2 separate regions of the Homo sapiens genome follow, and region 2 is linked to region 1. The links are chromatin loops, found by intact Hi-C in ENCODE. Cell type or tissue: endothelial cell of umbilical vein. All regions are shown on one strand. Links, peaks and the distances in the headings refer to the core of each region. The heading gives the core; the rest is flanking DNA.

The links. A loop is a pair of places that touch in the nucleus more often than their neighbours do. Peaks named below come from ENCODE experiments on the same cell type or tissue, not always from the same donor. Only the 100,000 strongest peaks of a DNase experiment are listed, where the experiment ranks them.
Region 2: a loop joins it to region 1, with 4 times the contacts of the local background. A loop is called at or near these places in 6 of 110 quality-filtered maps.

What each region holds. Positions count from the first base shown.
Region 1 is chr20:51,557,661-51,570,154 of GRCh38, forward strand. It overlaps a transcript of NFATC2 not described here. Among named protein-coding and RNA genes, the nearest start is that of NFATC2, 21 kb to the left of the region's middle. In endothelial cell of umbilical vein, for the core only: a CTCF peak has its summit at 4,779 (motif pointing left); DNase peaks (open chromatin) are centred at 4,171, 5,291 and 6,281; H3K4me3 peaks cover 2,070 bases; H3K27ac peaks cover 2,241 bases.
Region 2 is chr20:51,487,856-51,495,855 of GRCh38, forward strand. The region is part of intron 3 of NFATC2 (nuclear factor of activated T cells 2); the gene reads right to left. Among named protein-coding and RNA genes, the nearest start is that of MIR3194, 39 kb to the left of the region's middle. RefSeq lists enhancers at 1-721, 685-1,185. In endothelial cell of umbilical vein, for the core only: no CTCF peak of the experiment used is centred there; DNase peaks (open chromatin) are centred at 246 and 4,766; H3K27ac peaks cover 1,945 bases.

The sequences.
Region 1 (12,494 bases), core at 1-8,000:
GAGAGTGAGACACAATGAGAGTGCGGTCCTTCAGCTTGTCCGAATGCTGTGGTCCTAACAAGCCACAGAACTTCTCCTGTGCTGCACTCATTCCTAACTCATTCATTCATCCATCCATTTAACCAAAAGAATTACTGAACACCTACTAAGTGCCAGGCACTCTCCTAGCACTGAAGATACAGTGGTGACCAAGACAGGTGTGGTTTCTGGTTCCTGGAGTTCAAATCTGTTGGAGGACATGGACAAATAGTCAGATAATTACCATCAGTGTGATAAGTACCAGGATGCAAGCAGCACAGGACAGAGGCCAGCAGAGCCCAGAGGAGGCCTCCCATCCAGGCTGGGCAGTCAGAGATTCTCAAATTCCTGTTCTAGCAAAGGAACAAAAATAGGAACCTGGCCGGCCATGGTAGCTCATGCCTGTAAACTCAGCACTTTGGGAGGCCAAGATGGGAGTATTACTTGAGCCCAGGAATTCAAGACCAGCCTGGGAATCATAGCAAGACCCCATCTCTACAAACAATTTAAAAAGTTAGCCAGGTATGGTGGTGCACCCCTCCAGTCCCAGCTACCCAGCAGGCTGAGGTGGGAAGATTGCTTGAGCCCAGGAGGTCAAGGCTACAGTGAGCCATGATCACACCACTGCACTTCATGCTGGGCAACAGAGTGAGACCATGTCTCAAAAATAAAAAAATAAAAACTTGACCGGCTTCTTCCAGTCAGGAAGTATAAATAATCAGTCATTTACATATTAAGTGTGAGTTATCCAATGAGAAAACGCATGAGAAAGTATTTAGTAATTGGATTTAGGCATTGGTTTTTTTGGGGGGGGGCGAGGTAAATGTTGAAATAATAAATTATACAATAGTAATGACCGCAATTATTTTTTGAATGGGTACCTTCCGGATTATATTGTTTATTAAAGGATTGAGAACTTCCATAGATTATTTGCTGTTTCCCCTGCTTCCTACCACCCTCCAAAGACTTCTACTGCCTGGGACCCTCCCCATAATTCAGCAAATAAATAGTTAAAGCCTGGCCCAGCAGAGAAGTGTCTAGGGGCCCTGCTCCTATGGTTCTGATTGGTTTGTATCTGGTTGTTACATTTACTAAATATTATTCTGGATAATATTAATATCACTCATAACATGGGGAAATTGAGGCACAAGTGAAGTAACTCATACAAGTGGCCAAGATTTGAACCTCTGATTCAGACCTCAAGCTGTTAACCTCTTGGATAGTAGCAATGTTACCTGGGACCCAGTGGAGACTCACAGAAATAGGAGACCCGATCCCTGGCCTCAGGGGGCTTGTAATCTAGCCAAAGAAAGTTCTTAATAAAGTTAGTCATGGGAGTGTCTGGTGAAAGTGTGATTCTCTCTGGAGTCTGAGAAGAGAGGCTTGCAAGCTGGAGGGGCTTCCCTTCCTGGGTAGCAAGGGAAAGACTAGCCAGGAGGAGGGGTCCCTGGGAGGGGCTCTCAGTACAGAAAGCAGCATGGGCTTTGGAGCTGCCACACTGGCTGGCTGAGGACTTTCTTCTTCTACTAAGAGTGGAAGCCTTATGCTTTCATTTCCCTGAGGGAAGTCAAAGCAAGAAGCCCTCGCTAAAGCACAAATCAGCTGCTGCCTCAGTTTCACCACCTCTAGCAATAAGCCTTATACCCTCCACATCCTCCCATATGTCTCTTTCCCTTCCAGCATATGTCAGGGAACAACGTGGTATTGGGGAAAGATCCCAGAACCAGGCTCTGGTCCCACCTCGGTCACCTCATCTGTCAAATGGTATAAAAAATTATGATGATGTTATTGAGTTTCAGAGACAGCAGAGCATATGGTGAAGAGTTCAAATTAAGGCTCTACCACTTTCTTCCTGGATAACACTTGGCCCATTGCCACACATCTCTGTGCCCAACCCCTCCTCCAGGAAGGAGACCATGATTGCAGTACTTATCATCTACAGTGTTATAACAATTAAAAGACTTAATGCTTGCAGAGCACTTAGCCCCTTGTCCTACTCCAGTCAATGATAAATTTATGTTTGCCGTCACCATCTAGGGCAGGAATTGAGCACTCACTGTGTGCCAGTCACTGTGCTCCTTATCTGCTATGTGACCTTGGGCAAAGCCGGGTCTCACTATCCTCAACTGTCAGACAATACTATTTGGTGTGTGTTTACTGCATGTTAAGCACAGAACTGAGCATTTTACATGCATCATTTCATACGATGCTCTTGACAATCCGATGAAGTTGATACTATCATTATTCCTTTTTGCAAATGAGAAAATTGAGGCTTCACAAGCCAAGATCTTAACCCTATCTGTGTCATTATAAAGTTCCAGTAAGTTTAAAAGTACTTTGGAAAGTAGAAAGTACTGCATCTCTTCAAAGAATGTTTACTGTCAAATCCAGTTTCTCCACAGCCTCAGTTTATTGTTTTGCATCTTTAATATAACAGGATTTGTAGCTAATATTTATGGAGCATTGACTATGACCAAGACACCATTTTCGGTGCCTTATCTGTTTTACCTCATTGAATCTCATAACAACCCTGGAAGAGAGACATAATTATTGGCTCCATTTTACAGATGAGAAAAGTGTGGCACAGAGAAGTTAAGTCACTTGCCCAAGATCACACAGTTGTGATGTGGCCAAGCAGAAATTCTAATGGAAGCAGAAGGCAGGGAGTCTGGGTTTGGGAGAGAACAAAGCTCACCCTGGGTTTGTTTATTGCTGAAATACTTTCCATCATCTCACTCAGATAAAACTGAACACACCTCTTTCAGATCTTCAGTTTTTCACAGGGCCAATGCCGCTTTCTGTGCAGAAAGTTTGGAATTTTTTTAAATGCAAATATTTCTCTTCTCTATTTAACGACCCCACCCATTGGATGGGATATTGGGCTTTCCCTCAAGAGACCACCGTGCAGGGCATAGTGGGAGCATTTGGATCAGCCTGTGTCAAGCCAGCTGTCTCTGATGCCTGGAACTGCATTCTATGTGCCCAGTTGCCTTGGCAGACCAAGTGTGGTTCGCCTGGAACAATCTGGTGCCCTTGTCTCCCACATGTACACACACACACACACTGGTGTGCATACACCCACAATCCCTGCACGCATGAGCATGGGCTGGGGAGGGTAGCTATTGAACACGCGCACACAAAATACCCACATTTTGAAACCTTAGCAGAACTAGTTCATACACCTGGGGCACAGAGTTAGCAGCCTCAATAAAATTCGAGGCTTGTGTTAGATCACACAGTAAAACAGAAGCCCAGTTTCTCATCCAAGTTCTTTCTCTCTCTCTCTCTTTCCAAATGGAGCTAAATTTGGCATTAGGCTGACCTCCACCCCCACCACGAGAACATCAAACACCCGGTTTCAGTATTTATGACAGTAAAAACCCTTTCTCGCCCTTAATATATCTGTCTTCTGTCTGAGAGCATTGCTTTTACAGATGATACGATATCAGTAAATTTTTTTTGCCATTATGTCATAGGCTTGACCACTAGCAGAGGACAGGATAAACTGGTACCCGTTAAAACGTTCGAAGTCCTGGCAGGGTCTTGCTTTCAAAAGCGCAGCTCAGCTAAAACTATGTGTCATTGAGGTCTGCCGTGGCAAAGCACACCGTTTACCTAACCCAAGGCATTTGGCTTCAATCTAGTTAAAAAAAAAAAAAAGAAAGAAAGAGAGAGAAAGAAAAGAAAGAAAGAGAGAGAAAAGAAAGAAAGAAAGAGAGAGAAAGAAAAGAAAGAAAGAAAGAGAGAGAAAGAAAAGAAAGAAAGAAAGAAAGAAAGAAAGAAAGAAAGAAAGAAAGAAAGAAAGAAAGCAAGCAAGCAAGCAAGCAAGCAAGCAAGCAAGCAAGCAAGCAAAAGCCTCTCAGGTTTATTTACTGAAATTGTCATTTCTTCCCCCCCCCACCCCCACACCCCGAACTTTAATCAGCCACGCAAAGCACAAAACCTACATTCAACTCTGATTTTATGACAGGAGGCTAACTCCTCCTCCGCGAATTTATTTCACTTAACTCTCGAAGCCCCTCCCACTTGGCAGCCAGGCCCTGCAGCCCCCAACGCAGTGCTCCCCTCTGAAAAACACAACGCTTTGCCCATTTCCACTTTTAAAGACCGATTCGTTATTGTGGAGCCAAAGCCCCTCCGCAATCCCGACCAGATGGGACATTTTCATATCTTATGCTCCTTATAGTTAACCCCCTCCCATAAGATCCAAGTGGTGTGATACCAGGACTAAATCCAAGAGAAGGGGGAAAGAAGCAGAAACAGGGAAAGTACAGTGTAATCAGATCCCCAAACAAACTGATGGTACATTGCACTTTAAAGGGGTAGCTGGAGGACTCTATCCAGCAGGCACATCAAAAAGGGGGAAGAAAATAGTTTAAATGTCCCAGAGCATCCGCTGCTGCTGTAACTGTTAGAAAGCAAAGTCTTCCTTACTATACTTGCTGTATAGTAAAATGCCAAGCCTGTTCTCTTAAAAGAAAAAAAAGTAATAATAATAATACTGCAGCGTTATGGCATTTGCTGTCAAAAGCCGAGTGCTGAAACGGTTAAACAGCCAGCGGTTAGTAGCGAGAATCCCTCCCGGTGTCCCGTGGAGAGGAAAATCCTCCCGACAGACTGGCCTAGGGAATCCCGGCCTGGGACACTTCCCTGCCCCCGCGTAAAGTTGTCCAAAGTCGCCTTCCCAAGTGTCCCTTCCCTGGCCGGGGCGCGGGCGCCCCTCCGCGGGCCCCGCTACCTGTGCGCCGAGGGCGAGCGGGGTCCCCAGGCCTCCCGCACCGACCTCTGCCGGGAGCTGAAAGTGCTGCCCGGGACGGGAGCAGCAGGAAAGGGCCGGGAGGAGCGAGCGGAAAAGGCTGGAAGGGATCGAGAGTCAGTTACCTTGGTCCACAGACCCCATGATGCGGAGGGGATGGCAGTGCCCCAGTCTGAACGCAGCCTCTCTCTGCATCTGGAGGGCACGGGGACTTGGCGCGTGTTTGGAAAGGGGGATCTGTTTGTATCGACCAGCAGCCGAGGGGACGCCGTCTTCTCTACCGCGTGCCCGCGGGGCTGCCCTGGCCGAGGAGCCTCGGAGCGACCCGGGAGCTGCGCGCCTCCCGGCTCCCGGCTCGGCGGAGTCGGCGCGGCTCCGCGATCCGGCTTACTCCAGAGGCAACGCGACTTCCTTCCCCGCGCTCCGTGTTTATAGGCTTTCAATGCAGTAAAATAACGGGATTCCCTCACTGTTTCCTCCTGTTTATCCAGCGCCATGGAAACCACTGGATCCCGTCCATCTCCAAAACTAAGGGCTTTCCTGCAAACTTCACACTCAGGAATCCATGACGTCGCCTCCTCCGCGGCCAGCCAGCTCCGTGGCTCCTTCGGCCGCCAGCACAAGTCCCTGATTGTTCGGGAGAAAAGTCTGGGAGAGGGAGCGAAGCGGGCGACGGCGAGAAGAAGGGGGTGGGGGCGTGCGAGTGTCCAAGTCAGCCCTGCAGGAGCTCCAGGCGGCTGTTTGCAAGGAGTGCCCAGCCACCGCCTTCCCTGGCCCGTGGCAGCTTTTCATAAATCAAGCCCGAGACTCCCAAGCCCCCCATTTGCCAAGCGGGCGCCTCTTGGAGAAAGCTGCCCAGGGTTCAAATCAACACCCCAGGTTGTCCAAGCTCCTGGACGTTTGCCCAGGGGCCCTTCCCAGTCCCTCACGGCCTCTGGCTGCCCAGATTTTTGTGTGTTCAAGGATGGTGGGGAGGAGGAAGAGGAGAAGGAGGAGGAAGGAAAAGAAATAAATAACGGTGCCTTGTGTCAACTCTCCAACTTCGAGAATTTTTTTTCAAAGAGTTTATTTTTAGATTCATTTAGAAAATCCAAGGTTTCCAGTGATGCTCAGAGGCTCCAGAAATAATGAAATGGCCAAAGAGAAGCTGAAACCAGGCAACCCATGTGTTTACACATGCTCTGAATAAACAGGAAAATAAAGAGAAAGGATATCATGAACTTTGCACAGTGTCCAGAAGAAAGTCCTTGCGATGCCACGCATGGTTCACAGCAATAGGCCACGAGACCCCCAGAAGGTCCGTGGGGAGGGGGAGAGGGAGAGGTGCAGCGGTCAAGATGCCTTTTCTGGACTTGGACTAGGTCTGCCTCTTCACCTGCCTGCAGGGTGGGAAATTCTGAGCCCAAAGATAAAGCTGGCTTTGAAAATGGACTTCAGATACTGTTGTGAGCTCTGATAAAATTGTGGATAGCAACCAAGGCTGGTGACTCATCACATACACACCCCCCCTCCCCCCGCACGCTCTTACAGAGAGACTTGAACTTAAAGAGGCATCGAGAGGCAGCTGGCTCCATCCGTGGGACCACTCTGTTTTCCAGTACTGGCCCACAATAGCCTCACTGGGCAGCTCGCAGACATAACCACTCCTGCTGGAGATAGATGCTGGCCCACAGAGACCAGCTGGAACTGCGCCTGAGAAAGCCCCACCCCCAGCCCCGCCCAGGGGACTCTCTTCAAGCCTGCCTCAACCAGGGTGGCCTCCAGCAGGACAGTCTAAGTAATGCTGCTCCCCCAGAGAGCAGCCATTATCTGTCCACCTACTGTGTGCCAAGGAATTCAAGGTAGGGAAGTCTCACTGACTCTCGAGTAACTCAAAAATCGTGGCGCCACCAAATTTCTTGCAACCACCCTGCAAGGAGGGGATCCTCTCTCCCACTTTCCAAAAGGGAAACTGAGGCACATAGAAGGCAGGTGGCTTGCCTGTTGATTTACTTGGCAAATTCTGGGGTGCAGCCTTTAAGGGCGTAGAGAGGATTCTTTTCAGTGGAGCCTATTGAGGAAGACTCATTCCCTGAGGCCTCCTTCACCAACCATCTGAAGCAAGAACAGGGTGACCAACCTTCCTGGTTTGCCTGGGATTGAGGGGGCTCCTAGAATGTAAGACTTTCAGTTTTAAAGCTGAGAAGGTGGAACCTTCCACCCAAGGTGGAACTTGGGACAGGTTGGTCATCCCAGGCGTGAATGAAACTCAACTTCCTTTTGCCAGTATCCAGACACCAAGGAAGCCTGCTAACCATTGTCTTCTGCAGACAGTTACTACACTTAGTAACACTATGAATGGCAACCCCTCACCTCAGTACCTACTAGGTGCCAGGCCCTGAGCTAGAGTCATCTATAAATTCCCACTCACAATCCCACTGCAAAGTAATAGACTAAAGCTGAAAGGGGTTAGCCCTGTGCCATCCGATATGGCAGCCACTAGCCACATGTGGCTATTAAAATATTAAATAATTAACAAATAAAATGTAGGTGTCAGTTCTTCAGTTGCACAAGCCATATGTCAAGTGCTCAAAAGCCCACATGTGGCTGGTGGCTACCAAACTGGACAGCACAGAACAGAATGTTTCCATCACCGTAGAATGTCCTCTTGGGCAGTAGTGGGTTAGACAACCTGAGAGGCCATTTAGAGCTCAGGCTCTACAGTCAGATGGTTGGCTTTGCCATGGCATCACTCACCCCACTCTGTAAAATGGGGACACTAGGAATACCCTCCTTAAAGACTTGCTATAAGGATTCAATGAGTTTCTTTAATTGAAGTGCTAAGAACAGTAAAGCATATAACAAATCCTAAAAAAAAAAAAAATTTTTTTTGAAGAAAACCTTCCCACAGTCAAGAAATGAGTAGTGATTAAGCCAGGAGTAGGATTATTAGACTCGGCATTCATGCCCTTCCTCTCCAGGGCTCCCTACAACTGCCATGTCCAGAGCATCAGACAAGCTTGGCAAGGTCTGTTTCCTTTCACCCTCCCATTGAGCTTGATGCTGTGAGCCCCATTTACAGATGAGCAAACTGAGGCTCTACAAGTTGATGTGCACACAGCCAGTAAATGGACGGCCCAGAGTTGAACCCAGCTCTGTTTGGCAACAAAGCCTGTGTTCTTGGCACCATATCCCCTGCCTCCCAGAATCCTCCCTTGGTACCGAGGTTTTAGAGGCCAGAAGCGAGAAAGGAAACAAGCTTGCTGGGCCCTCCTCTGGCGGACTCATTATCGGGGATAAATTTAGACTCAGTCCCACCCAACTCAGGCCTCTGAGGCGATTCCCCAACTCCACAGGTGCCCAGAGCTGCTGAGCAGGGGATGTCTTTTGGAACTCGATAGAATCAGCATTAGCCACATTTTTATAGAGCCCACTCTTTGTCACGGTTAAGCGTTTTTCCCTTTTAAAGCACATTAATACTACAAGGGCTGGAGCCGGGGCAGTTGCAGCTGAGTCACCTAATTTGCCCTTCTGGGCTGCAGCTTTCGGCTTCTTAGTTTAGCCGTCCTTTGGTTCCTCAGACAATTTCTTTCCTCTCCCAGTGCCAGGGCAAGAAATATTTTGTCCTTTTGAACTGAACCACCCACTGTTTTTCACTTCTCTCGAGCACTCTCCCTTTTTTAAGGGATGCTCCAAGGGGGGTGGGTGGGGAGCTTCTGCCCACTAAATTATCCACGAAAACTCCCAAAAATAGAGGCTCTCAGCTGGGGTGGGAATGCACCAGCAAGTAAGGAAAAAGCAAAAGAGAAACTGAATCAAAGCAAATAGAAGGCGTCCAGGTGGCCGTAGGGGGAATGGTCCAGGGAGGCTGCAGAGACATCTGGGTTGGAGGAGACCTTGAATCACCGGGGAAGCCTTTTATTAGATTCTCTTCCCTCCATCAGCCTCATAAATCAGAAACACAGGTATTTCTGCTGAGACACCACTTAAGTGATGCTGCCCCAAACAACTGATTCAACACCAGGGTTATTTAAAAGGACTAGGGCAGCTTAGGTGAGGGCCCTTCTTTGCATCGCTCAAGTGTTATCTCTGTGCCAATAGGTCCCCTTGACTGTCAACCCCTTCCTGGCTGAAATGTAGATGGCAGTTGAGAATTGTTCTAGATTTCTACATGTCTCATACATAGAAAGTAGGACCAACGCAGGTGTCCGAAAGGTTTATTGACCTACCTAGAATAACAATGAACATTTATAGAGCAATTGCTATATGGTAGGCATTAACTCATTACATCCTGATGACAACTTTATGATGATCATTTTCCAGAGGAGAAAACTGCAGCACAGAGAGGTTGTGCAGCTTTCCCAAGGTTGCACAGCCAGTAAGTGGCAGAGGTGGGATTGGAACCCCAGCCACCTGGCTCTCGGGTGTTTTCTGAATTGCTCCGAGAAGCTCCCTATCAAATATCTGTTTGCCAGGCTTATTCCATGGGCATGGCTCAGGCTAAGTGGTGGGGGTGGGGTGAGGACACAATTAGAAGTCATAGTCCTTGCCTCCTACTTGGTTGACAAGGACACCACAAGGCCGAACGAGCAGTAGTGATCAACAGCAGCAACAGGAACGTGGGCTGGAAATGCTGGAGGTATTCACGGAAGTTGGTCAGTGCATCCTGGTGAGCTCTGACCAGGGGTCTCCACCCTCCCAGCTGGAACCTGGTGGTTGCCATTCCTGAACATCCTCCCCTTCCATTGCCACATCTTACAGATAGATCTCCCAGCTCTGAACATCTTCCCTCGGAAAAATCTCTCAAATTCACTCGTGGCCATTAAAATTTTAAATAATTGCAGGGCGTGATGATTCACACCTGTAATCCCAGCACTTTGGGAGGCTGAGCCGGGAGGATCACTTGAGTTCAGGAGTTCGAGACCAGCCTGGCCAACATGGTGAAACCCCGTCACTACTAAAATTACAATTAGCTGGGCATGGTGGCGGGCACCTGTAATCCCAGCTACTTGGATGGCTGAGGCAGGAGAATCACTTGAACCCGGGAGGCGGAGGTTGCAGTGAGCTGAGATTGCATCACTGCACCCCAACATGAGTGACAGAGCGAGACTCTGTCTCAAAAAAATTTAAAAATAAAAATAACTAAAATAAAATGTTAAATAATTAACAATTAAATAAAATGTAGGTGTCAATTCTTCAGTTGCACAAGCTATATGTCAAGTGCTCAAAAGCACACGTGGCTGGTGGCTACCAAATTGGACAGCACAGAACAGAACATTTCCATCACCGTGGAAAGTTCTCTTGGGCAGCCCTGGGTTAGACAACTTGAGAGGCCAGTTTCTCAGAGCGATTGAGAAAACACTTGAGAGCCAGGTGGCTGGGGTTCCAATCTCTGCCACTTACCGGCTGTGCAACCTTGGGAAAGCTGCACAACCTCTCTGTGCTGCAGTTTCCTCCTCTGTAAAATGACCATCCTAAGATTGTCGGGAGGATTTAATGAGTTAATGCCTACCACATAGCAATTGCTCTATAAATGTTCCTTGTTATTCTAGGTAGGTCACTTCTCTTCCTCTCCACAATACCAGCCTTGCCAGGACCCCCATCAACATCTCTCTCCTGGTGACTCTTCGGCCTCTTCGCCTCCTCTTCTCTCCTGTTCCTTCCCTGAGGTCTATTCTTTCCTGCACAACCAATGTGATATTTTCTCAGCTTTAGACTCTAAAGGGGACATGTGACCATGTCATCCTCCACTGAATCACAATTACCTTGCGGGTAAAGTTCAAAATCCCATATGTGACCAATGACCTATAAAATCTAACCCACCTTCTCTAGTCTCACCACCACTTACCTCTTACACCCTTCAACTCCACACCCCTGCCTACTGAAATACTCAGCACCCCACCCCCTGCCAATTCTCCCTGTTATTCCTCACTTCCAGGCTTTCCGCTAGGCTGTTCTCTCTCTCCTCCCACCCTCAAGCTCCTCTCTGTGCTTGGGTAATTCTAGTGGCCTCCCAGTCTTGCCTTGGATAACATTTCTTAGGGAGAAGTCTCAGCTTCCTCATCTATAAAATGGAGCTACATCTACTTCTTAGAGTGATATGGTTTGGCTGTGTCCCCATCCAAATCTCATCTTGAATTCCCACGTGTTGTGGGAGAGACCTGGTGGGAGATAATTGAATCAAGGGGGCAGGTCTTTCCCATGCTGTTCTCATGATAGTGAATAAATCTCACGAGATCTGATGGTATTATAAGGGGGAGTTTTCCAGCCCAATCTCTCTCTTTGCCTGCTGCCATCCATGTAAGATGTGACTTGCTCCTTCTTGCCTTCCACCATGATTATGAGGCTTCCCCAGCCACGTGGAACTGTAAGTCCAATTAAACCTCTTTCTTTTGTAAATTGCCCAGTCTTGGGTATGTCTTTATCAGCAGCATGAAAATGGACTAATACAGGGAGATATGAGCATCTGAGAGGCCAATGTATCTGATGAAGCACTAAGCACAGTGCCCAGTACACAGTAGGTGCTCAATAATGGTAGCTACAGTTACTATCATCTTGCCACTACAAACACCTGTCATGCTTTATCACCCAGCTCAACCAAATATACCATTTCAGAAGTGCCCCATCCCTCTTAGAATAAAATTCAATTCCTCACCAAGGCTGATGTAGCCAGCCTCTAGAGGGTCCTAGTGGCTCCCACCTTGGTGTTCCTGCTCCTGGGCCATGCCCTCCTAAATGGGCAACACAAGGCTACTGCAGAAATGAGATGTATGACTTCCAAGTCTAGGTCATAAAAGATGTGTGGCTTCTGCACTGCTGTCTTGGATCACCCACCTTGGGGGAAGCTGGCTGCCGTGTTGTGAGGACACACAGGCAGCCTTTTGGAGAGGCCCATGTAGTAAGAAACTGAGGCCTCCTGCCCACAGCCCGCATTTCAGTCAACCCTTCAGATGACTGCAGCCACAGCCAATGGCTTGACTCAGGAAAAACCCTGAACCACCCAACTAATCTGTTCCTGAGCCACAGAAACTATGAGATGATAAATACTTGCTCGTTTAAGCTACAATGTCCAGGGGGAAGCAACAGAAAACGAATGCAACGGCCTCTGAGGTCCGGCCCTACCCACCTATCTGGTCTCCCATCTACTCCCCATGAGCCAGACACCTCCTGGCTTTTGTGCTTCCTTCCCTTTGGCCTGGGACCCTTTGTCCCTACATGTCTATGGCTGGCTTCTTCCATCTTCTCAGCCTCAGTTTAAATGCCATCCTGTGAATGCATTCTTCCATGACCCTCACCTCTGAAATAGGTTCCTCTGCCCTGAAGCTCAACCCCACCCCACAAATCTCAGTCCCAACGCCCTGTCATATTTCTTTATAGCATTTATCACTTACCACAAATAAATTACATATTCATTTGTGTATTCTATGTCTCCTTTGCCTCCCAACTAAAATATCAACTCTACGAAGGCAGGAACTTTGTTTTATTCCCTGCCGTGTCCTCAGCACCTAGAATGATGCCTGGCATACGGTCGGACCTCAAAAATGTTTGTTGAGTGAATAACACAATATGAAATTGTCTCATCTGTTTGTTTACTTGGTTATGACTCATCTCTCCGCTAGACTAGGAAAATAGGGCCATGTCTGTCTTACTCGGGACTTGGCATGGTGTCTGGAACGGGTGGTACTCAGTCAATTATCCTATCTAGCATCTGTGACGGACACAGGGACTAACTCATTTGGGT
Region 2 (8,000 bases), core at 1-8,000, 70 kb before region 1:
TCTATTTTGGGATTTTAAGATCCAGTTTCTTTCATTTCAAAGGGTGGGTTTTTGGAGGGCTCTCTGCATAACTCTTAGACTCAGCACGGCGAGACGGCGCTGAGACGGGCTCTGTCGGTGACCTGGGGAGAGGCGGGACCCACTGGCAGATCAACAAAACGCATCATTCAGGAACAAGGGGCCCGTTCTTATGTGGAGCGTATGGGGCCTGGCTTCCATAAACATGATGGAAGCCTGTGGGCTGAGCCAGTCTGACTCACCTCTTCATCGGGGCCGTTCCCAAGTTCATTCACTCCTCCGTTTAGTCATTCACGCAGCAAAGTGCCTCTCAGGAAAGAAGATTAAGCTGAAGGCTGTCCTTCAGGATTATTAATACACATTCCTTTGGTGAAGAATCGGGTGCTTCTCTGGATGGATGGTAACATGTGGGATTATCATAATCCCAGAATTTAAGACATTGGAGTAAGAAACCAGTAAATCAGGATTTCTCAACCTTCGCACTATTGGCCAGTGTGGACTATTGATTTGGGGGCCAAATAAGTCTTTCTTGTCGGGGGCTGCCCCAGGCATTGTAGGGTGTTTGTCAGCATCACTGGACTCTACCCAGTAGGTAGCAGCAGCCACCCTTTTCCCAACTGTGATGCACAAAAAAGTCTCTGGACATTGCTAAATGTCCCCTGGGACACGAAATCACTCCTATTGAGAAACATTCTTAAATTAAGCTAACATTTATGAGGAGGGGAAACAGAAAATCTGCACTGAAACCCTATCCCTTGTCCATCAGAAAGTGTTGTTCAACGGGACCTTCAAGAAACACCCCAGATCCTCCCACTTTTCACGTTCTCATCAACCTCCCTGGGTCCCAGCACTGTCATCTCTCACCTGGACCCCTGCATCCAGCCTCTCGCTAATTTCTGCCTTGTCCCTTGTCCCTATCCTGAATAGAATCTCCACAAGCAGCCAGAGGGATCTTTTAAAAGCAAATGAGATCCTATCACTTCCCTACTTAAAATCCCCCCATGGCTTCCCAGTGCATAAAGAATTACATTCAAGCTGGGCGCAGTGGCTCATGCCTGTAATCCCAGCACTTTGGGAGGCCAAGGCAGGCGGATCACTTGAGGTCAGGAGTTCAAGACCAGACTGGCCAACATGGCGAAACCCCCGTCTCTACTAAACATACAAAAATTAGCCAGACAGGGTGGCGGGCGCCTGCAATCCCAGCTACTCAGGAGGCTGAGGCAGGAGAATCGCTTGAACCCAGGAGGCAGAGGTTGCAGTGAGCCAAGATCGTGCCACTGCACTGTAGCCTGGGCAACAGAGTGAGACTGTCTCAAAAAAAAGAAGTGTGCAGATGACTTGCAGAAGAGTTCCTGGGAGGAAGCTCACCAAGATGGTGAGGGGGGCCCCTTTGGCCCTATCTCCCTCCTTCCTTGGAATTCCAGTGCTTGGAGTATAGAGGTGGTAGCTGCAGCCCCAGCAATCATTTTGAACCCTGAGGTGACCTGGAGTTGAACAGGAGGTAAGAAGGAACCCAGATTCCTAATGACTTCATAGCACTTTGGACTACCCATCTCTAGATTTTCTACATTCTTAGATGAGAAGCAACTGTTATTTGGGGTTTTCTGTTAGAGGTAATTAAACCTAAGTCTAATTGAAGGACTCATCAGCCCATCAGCATCACATCAAGTCCCCCACTCCTTCATTCAACTTCTTCTCAACTGCATTGCAAAGACAGTAAGACAACCATGTCTAGGCGGCTTCTGGTTAAACAAACTCAAGGTACAAATGGCACATGGATACGTGCACCGGCCTGCTTTACCAAAGGCTTCAAAAACAATGATTTCTCTGAAAAGCCAGTGCCAAAAGAGAATCTGAAAGAAACTGCCATGTACAAAGAGTCAGATGATTCAACTGCTCAGAAACATACCAAGTAATGACACCCAAGTCAGTCTGCAAATGTTCTCATCCTCTTACTCACAATCCAAAAGAACGTCTAGAAAGGTATTCCCAAGAGGAGAGGTGAAGTGGGGAAAGACGACTGTCTGACACACGCAGGAATGACGATGGTCCTCACTAGAAATAAAATTGCTGCTTACTTTCTGTCTGGTTTCCGAATTGCTTTTTCCTGGTTAAAAGGTGCCAGGCCTGGCAGCTTTCTAAACATTTAAAATTCAATTCAAGTCAACAAATATTTGTTAAGTTCTGCCTATTCACAAAAAGGGCCATGCTGGGGAAAACTGGATAATAGGGAGATGCTATAATTAATCATAATAACAACAACAATGACAGCTAATAATGTATTGCGTGCTTGCTAAATACAGGGCATTGTGATGTATGATATCTATCAATCTTCACTATGATATCTATCAATCTTCACTGCAACGCTATGAGAGAGGTATTATAATTTTAAACAAGAGGGAACTGAGGCTCAGAGAAATTAGTTTGTTCAAGGTCATGCAGCTAAGAAGAGAGAAGCCAGGATTCCAACACGGCAGGTCTACCTCCAAGACCCATTCTCTTGACAACTATACGATCTTCTGTTCCTGTAGTCTCTAAAGAGGGAAGAATACACAGCCACAAATGGACACACCACTGTTCCCCAACCTCAGTCATTTTCCAGCCTTATTCCTGATCTTCTACTGGACTGTTGGTTACTGAATCTCTCCACAATTTAAATTCATATCTTTACTTACAGAAATTTATCTTGAAAGAAACTTTATGTTGCTGCCATAAATAGGAAACCAGGATCACCAGCAGGAAATCAAATGTGTGCATAAATACACAATGAAATAAAGGTGCCATTAAAATAATTATAGCAGCTACACACGGTGGCACATGCCTGTAGTCCCAGCTACTTGGGAGAGTGAGACAGGAAGGTTATTTGAGCCCGGGAGTTTGAGACCAGCTTGGGTAACATAAAAAAAAATTTAAAAATAAAATAATTATAAATGTTAAAAATGCTGACTAAGTAACACAACATTAATCAACATGCTCCTTTCCCAGGGAACCATGGTTTGCAGAGCACAGGACTGGCATTCAAAGTACAGCAGAGGAGGTGCTGAAGCACTGGGTTTGGGGAGCCCCAAGATGGGAAGCCACCATCTCCAAAGCCAGTAGATCATCAAGGGATGATTAAGAAAACCACCCAGGTCAGTGCCCAGACACAAGAGGTGCTCAGCAAACCTCTGCAAAAGGACCCAAGGAGGTCTGCTAAGGACTCTTTACCAGGAGAGAAAAAGTACCACTGCCTGCCCACAAGCTAGGAGAATGTCCTGTATTCAGAGAGAGGACTAGAAAAGGAAAATCATCTCCTGGCTCCAGGGCACAAATTTTTAACCTTTTTTTGCACCAATGACCCCTTCTGCAGCTTGGTGAAGCCATGGCCCTATCTCTGAGTGATTCTTCCACATGCATAAAATGGACAAGGTTAAAAAAAAAAAAGAAGAGGGAAATCAACCAATGTATAAAAATGTAATGTATTTTCCCAAAACTAAAAAGTGGCATTCGTTCAGGTAGCCCGTCTGTCTGTCTTCCTTGCTCTGGGTTTGCATGCGCTGTGCCTGTGAGGTATGCAATGGTAGACCAGGAAATATTCAACGACCAGTTCTCCAAGACAGAAAGCTTGCTTTGCAGTGTTTGCCCATTTCCACGGTGTCAACACTCCCACAGTGGCTGATTTCCAGCTCCCGGTGTGACGATACTGTATATGGAGCTGGGAGGAGAAGTGCAGCGGCACCATTACGTGCTACCTCCGCCATGTGGATACACGGATGCCTATGACCTCAGGCACATAGGTCAGAACAACATGTAACAGAGTTCCTGGAACTTTAAAAATCAGCTCTCACAAGGCCACGAAAACGGGCTCCAGGACACTCCTGGGCACCCATAGGTCTCTGTGTGCATCTGTTTAGGTGCATAACTACTCAGATTGCAGTCTGCCCATCTCTTACTCTCTTCTCCCATTGATTTTCACATCTGCTCGTTGAGAACAGCCCCACCCCCACCAACACACACATACACATACACACACACACACACACACACACACACACACACACACACACCCCTTGCCCCAGCCCTACTCCCTGTGAAAGCTTATGAGGACCCTGCTATGGTCTGGCCTGCACACACATACCCCCAGCCCCGCGCCCCCGGAGTGCCATGAACACCCCTTGTTCACTGGCCCGGGCTCCCCTTAGATCTGGAGAAAGCCGCATCCCTGCACATCCCAGAAATGCGCAAATCCTACAAACCAAATCACCTCGGCCCCAAGGCTCCTAGAGCCTTCTCGCCCCAGCAGGAGGGAGAGCCTCATCTTTAAATCCCATCACACACATCTTCCTGTCTAGACGAGGTCCCTGGCTGCCAGGGCCTCAGAGTGAATGGATTCACAGCCTCCACCCGCTGGCACCACCGAGCCCCGCCGCACCCCGCCGCTATTCTCAGGACGACCTGGGCAGCCCCCCAGCTTCTAGAAAAGACACAGAGGAGACTGCGCAATCAACAGGCAGGAGTGTGCGTGAGTGCGGCATGACATGGGCACGCCACCCCAGAGAAGTGGGCGCCTGCTGCGCTAAACGTCATCCGTCATCCTTTCGCTGAAAAGTTGGAAAACAAACAACAAAAACCCCGCCCAGCCTCATTTAATGCGAACCAAACACAAAAGCCACAGGGGAAAGCTTTTCCTCTCTGTGCTTCCCTTTTCCGGCCGAGGAACACCACCAGCCAAGATAAGGGGACTGTGCGGGGCCCTCTGCGCGGCTTCAAAGGGCTGGCACCCGCCCGGGCCCGCTCCCACTCCCACTGGCTAATGGGCTCCCCGCTCCAGCCCTTGGGGAGCAGGAGGCGGCCGGGGCTCCATGCCAGGCGACTTGGAAGAGGTTTAAGGCTCACGCCACACAAGGGAGGAAGCTCGGCCTGTCAAGAGGCGTGATAAAGCAGCCCCTTATCGCAGTTTTCCTTTCAACTGCCTCCAAGTGAGCGCCGGCCGGGGCTGGGCCTGTCAAGGCCAAGCGTGTTCCTTTCATGTCGCCCTGGGTTCCTCGGTCAGCGACGTATCCACGGGCTCATGGAACTGTAGCGTCAGCATTGGAGTTTGCAGCTTGGGGCCAGAGGCTCCAGGAGGATGCGATCGTGTGCCTCCCAGCCTGGGCCTCTGGTGAACCATGTGGCATCTGCAAATCCACTAGAACCATCTGGGTCCCAGTTTTGCCATCAGGAAACCAGGAGAAGAAGATTCCAGAGCAGTGGGGTCCAACAGTTTAGACTGGGGGCTAGGGAGTCGGCAGACACAAGCTCAAGTCCCAACTGCTGAACTCGCTGGCTGTGGACCTTGGGCAGGTCACTCTGACTCTTTGACACATGTGTCACATAGAAAAAAGCACTTGTACATTTCATAGAGTTGCCAGGACCCAATGAATTGGTATAAGCACAGCTCTTAGAACCAGTGGCGACACATAGTAAGCGCTCAGTAAACGTTGGCCTTCATCTTGTTGTAATTCTTGTCGTTTTCTCATGGGGCTGTTATGGGCATAGAATGGGGATTGGCGACCTCACATTGCAACTGAGTGATGTGAAATTGACAACATGCTAGAGAAATGATTTTGATCTTCTAGGCACCTCCCATTTACAGAGGGAATGTCCCAGACTGACACAGTGAATCTACGATAAAAGAAAGCCTCTCATTACTTGAGCACCTTTCCACCCCGACTATGAGTCTCACTCACCGGGGCCCTGGATTCAGATAGCAGCTCCATCTGAGGCCCCTCGAATGCAGCAGACACTGGTTCAACGTCACCGCAGGGAAACCCCACTGGGCCTATTCCCTGAGAGGCGGGGCATGCTGAGAGACAGGAACAGAGTCGATCACATTGAGAGCAGCTTGGTCCCTGTCCAATCCTCTCATCAGTGGCAACCTCAGCACCATGTCCCCAGAGAGCTGCTCCCCACTGTGATGGGCATCAAACGCTTAGCAAAGAGCCAGCCCGGAACGTGACACCCTTGACCATCAGCCTGCTCAGAACCAACCAAGTCTCAGATCCGAGACTGGTTGGGGCTGCGGAAAGCTGGCCACACCTCTGAGCCCTCACCTCTGCAAAGGGGAAAATAACAGATGCCCATCCCATGCCCCATGAGCTGTGGCAAAGATTAGACGATATAATGGGTACAGTGCCTGGCAAAGAGTGGGTGCTCAGTGAGCGTCAACAGTTACCATCATCGCCACCATCGTCACCCATTTCAGACCTTCCTCCAAGCCATCTCAGGCAGCTCGGTCACCGTTACTTTGCTTGGTTATGAGTCCTCTTTTGAATGTGGACATGAGGAAGGACAGGACCCCAGTGCTCCCCTCCTTCTCCACGCGGAGTGGGCACCAGGCACTGAATTTCCATGGGTTTGCTCAGAGAGGCTAAGTCAGCTGCCTAAGGTGTCCGGCACAGGGCGGGTGCCACTGGAAATCAAAAGCAAATCTGGCGGCTTCCCTGGCTGGTGGCTTTTCTGCTACACCTGCTCCTCCTATTTCCTCTTTGTTTAAACATTTTTATTTTACTTTCAAGTGGAAATGCGGCACACGTCAGTAATTCCCTCACACTTCGCTCTTGAGGGGCTCCCCACTCCTCACCTTTATTTAAGGCCCCAAGGCCCTTTTCTTCTGCTACTACTACGTGCAGGTCTTTGTGCACAGAGTCAGCATCCTACCCTTGCCCAGAGCTGAACACGGCTCCATCCTGAATCCTAGGGCTGAGAACCCACGCGCCTTGAGGGACTGGCACTTGGCTTCCATAAACAAGGCCGCGGCTCAGTCATCTCACAGCATGGGAGAGGTTCTCACCTCCCGTGGCAGAGAGGTGACAGGCTGAGAAGCCACAGTTTGCCAGGAAGAACTTTTTGATGAAACAGGAAATGAAGTTTGTCGTAAGAGGGGAAAGCTCAACTCTGACTTCTTAAGGATTATTGAATCCCCGGTAAAACCCTGGGCTCCAGCTCTGAGGTCCTCTGTCCACTGAGAAAAGCCACTACCAAGGTGATGGTCACATACTGTCCTGAACGTGACTGCCAGCTGGTGTGTCCCCCTCCTGCTAGTCATCCACACTTGGAAAGGAGGTCAGCACAGCCCCCAAGTGGACACCCAATCCCAACATGGGCATTGTGCTACAGCAATTGCCTCCAGGTGGGGGCAAAGTAAGAACCAACCCAGCTCAGCAGAGCCAGAATCCCAGCTAGACCCTAAACCTCATTTTATTTTTTTTCTAGACAGCTTCCCACTCATCACCCAGGCTGGAGTGCAGTGGCACCATCTCAGCTCACTGCAACCTCCGCCTCCTGTTCTCAAGCAATTCTCCCCCCTCAGCCTCTGGAGTAGCTGGGACAACAGGCACGTGCCACCACACCCAGCTAATTTTTGGGTTTTATTTTGTAGACACGGGATTTCACCATGTTGCCCAGGCTGGTCTTGAACTCCTGGGCTCAAGTGATCCACCCACCTCAGCCTCCCAAAGTGCTGGGATTATAGACATGAGCCAGCACACATGGCTGGAAAGCCTCCTTTCTTAAAAAGACTTGTGTGACCGCATATTCACCTCAAAGAGAACACAGCTTCTCCATAATTTAAAGGGGTGAGGGGGACACATTCCATCGTAAATGCCCAAGAGAGAACTTGTTGATGTGTGAGTACAGACAGATCATCTGTCCTCTCTGGGGAACTGTCTTATCCAGTTCTGAACCTGGGTTTTCTTTGATGACAGAAGGCAAATAAATTCTACAGCACTCATTTTTAGCAAGCATGGAGTTTGCCGGGACCAAGGAAAATTGACTCACTCCCTCTTACAAATTCGTGGAGTTCAATTTTGTCACTTTCTGTGTTTGAAGCCAATAGTAAACACCCACATGCACACCCCCAGGTGTAAGAGAGCTCACGTCCCATGCACTGGCTGGGTCTACATGCCACCATGCCATCTGAAGGGGACTCTAACTCACACCTCAATCATCCCTCCTCTGTCCCT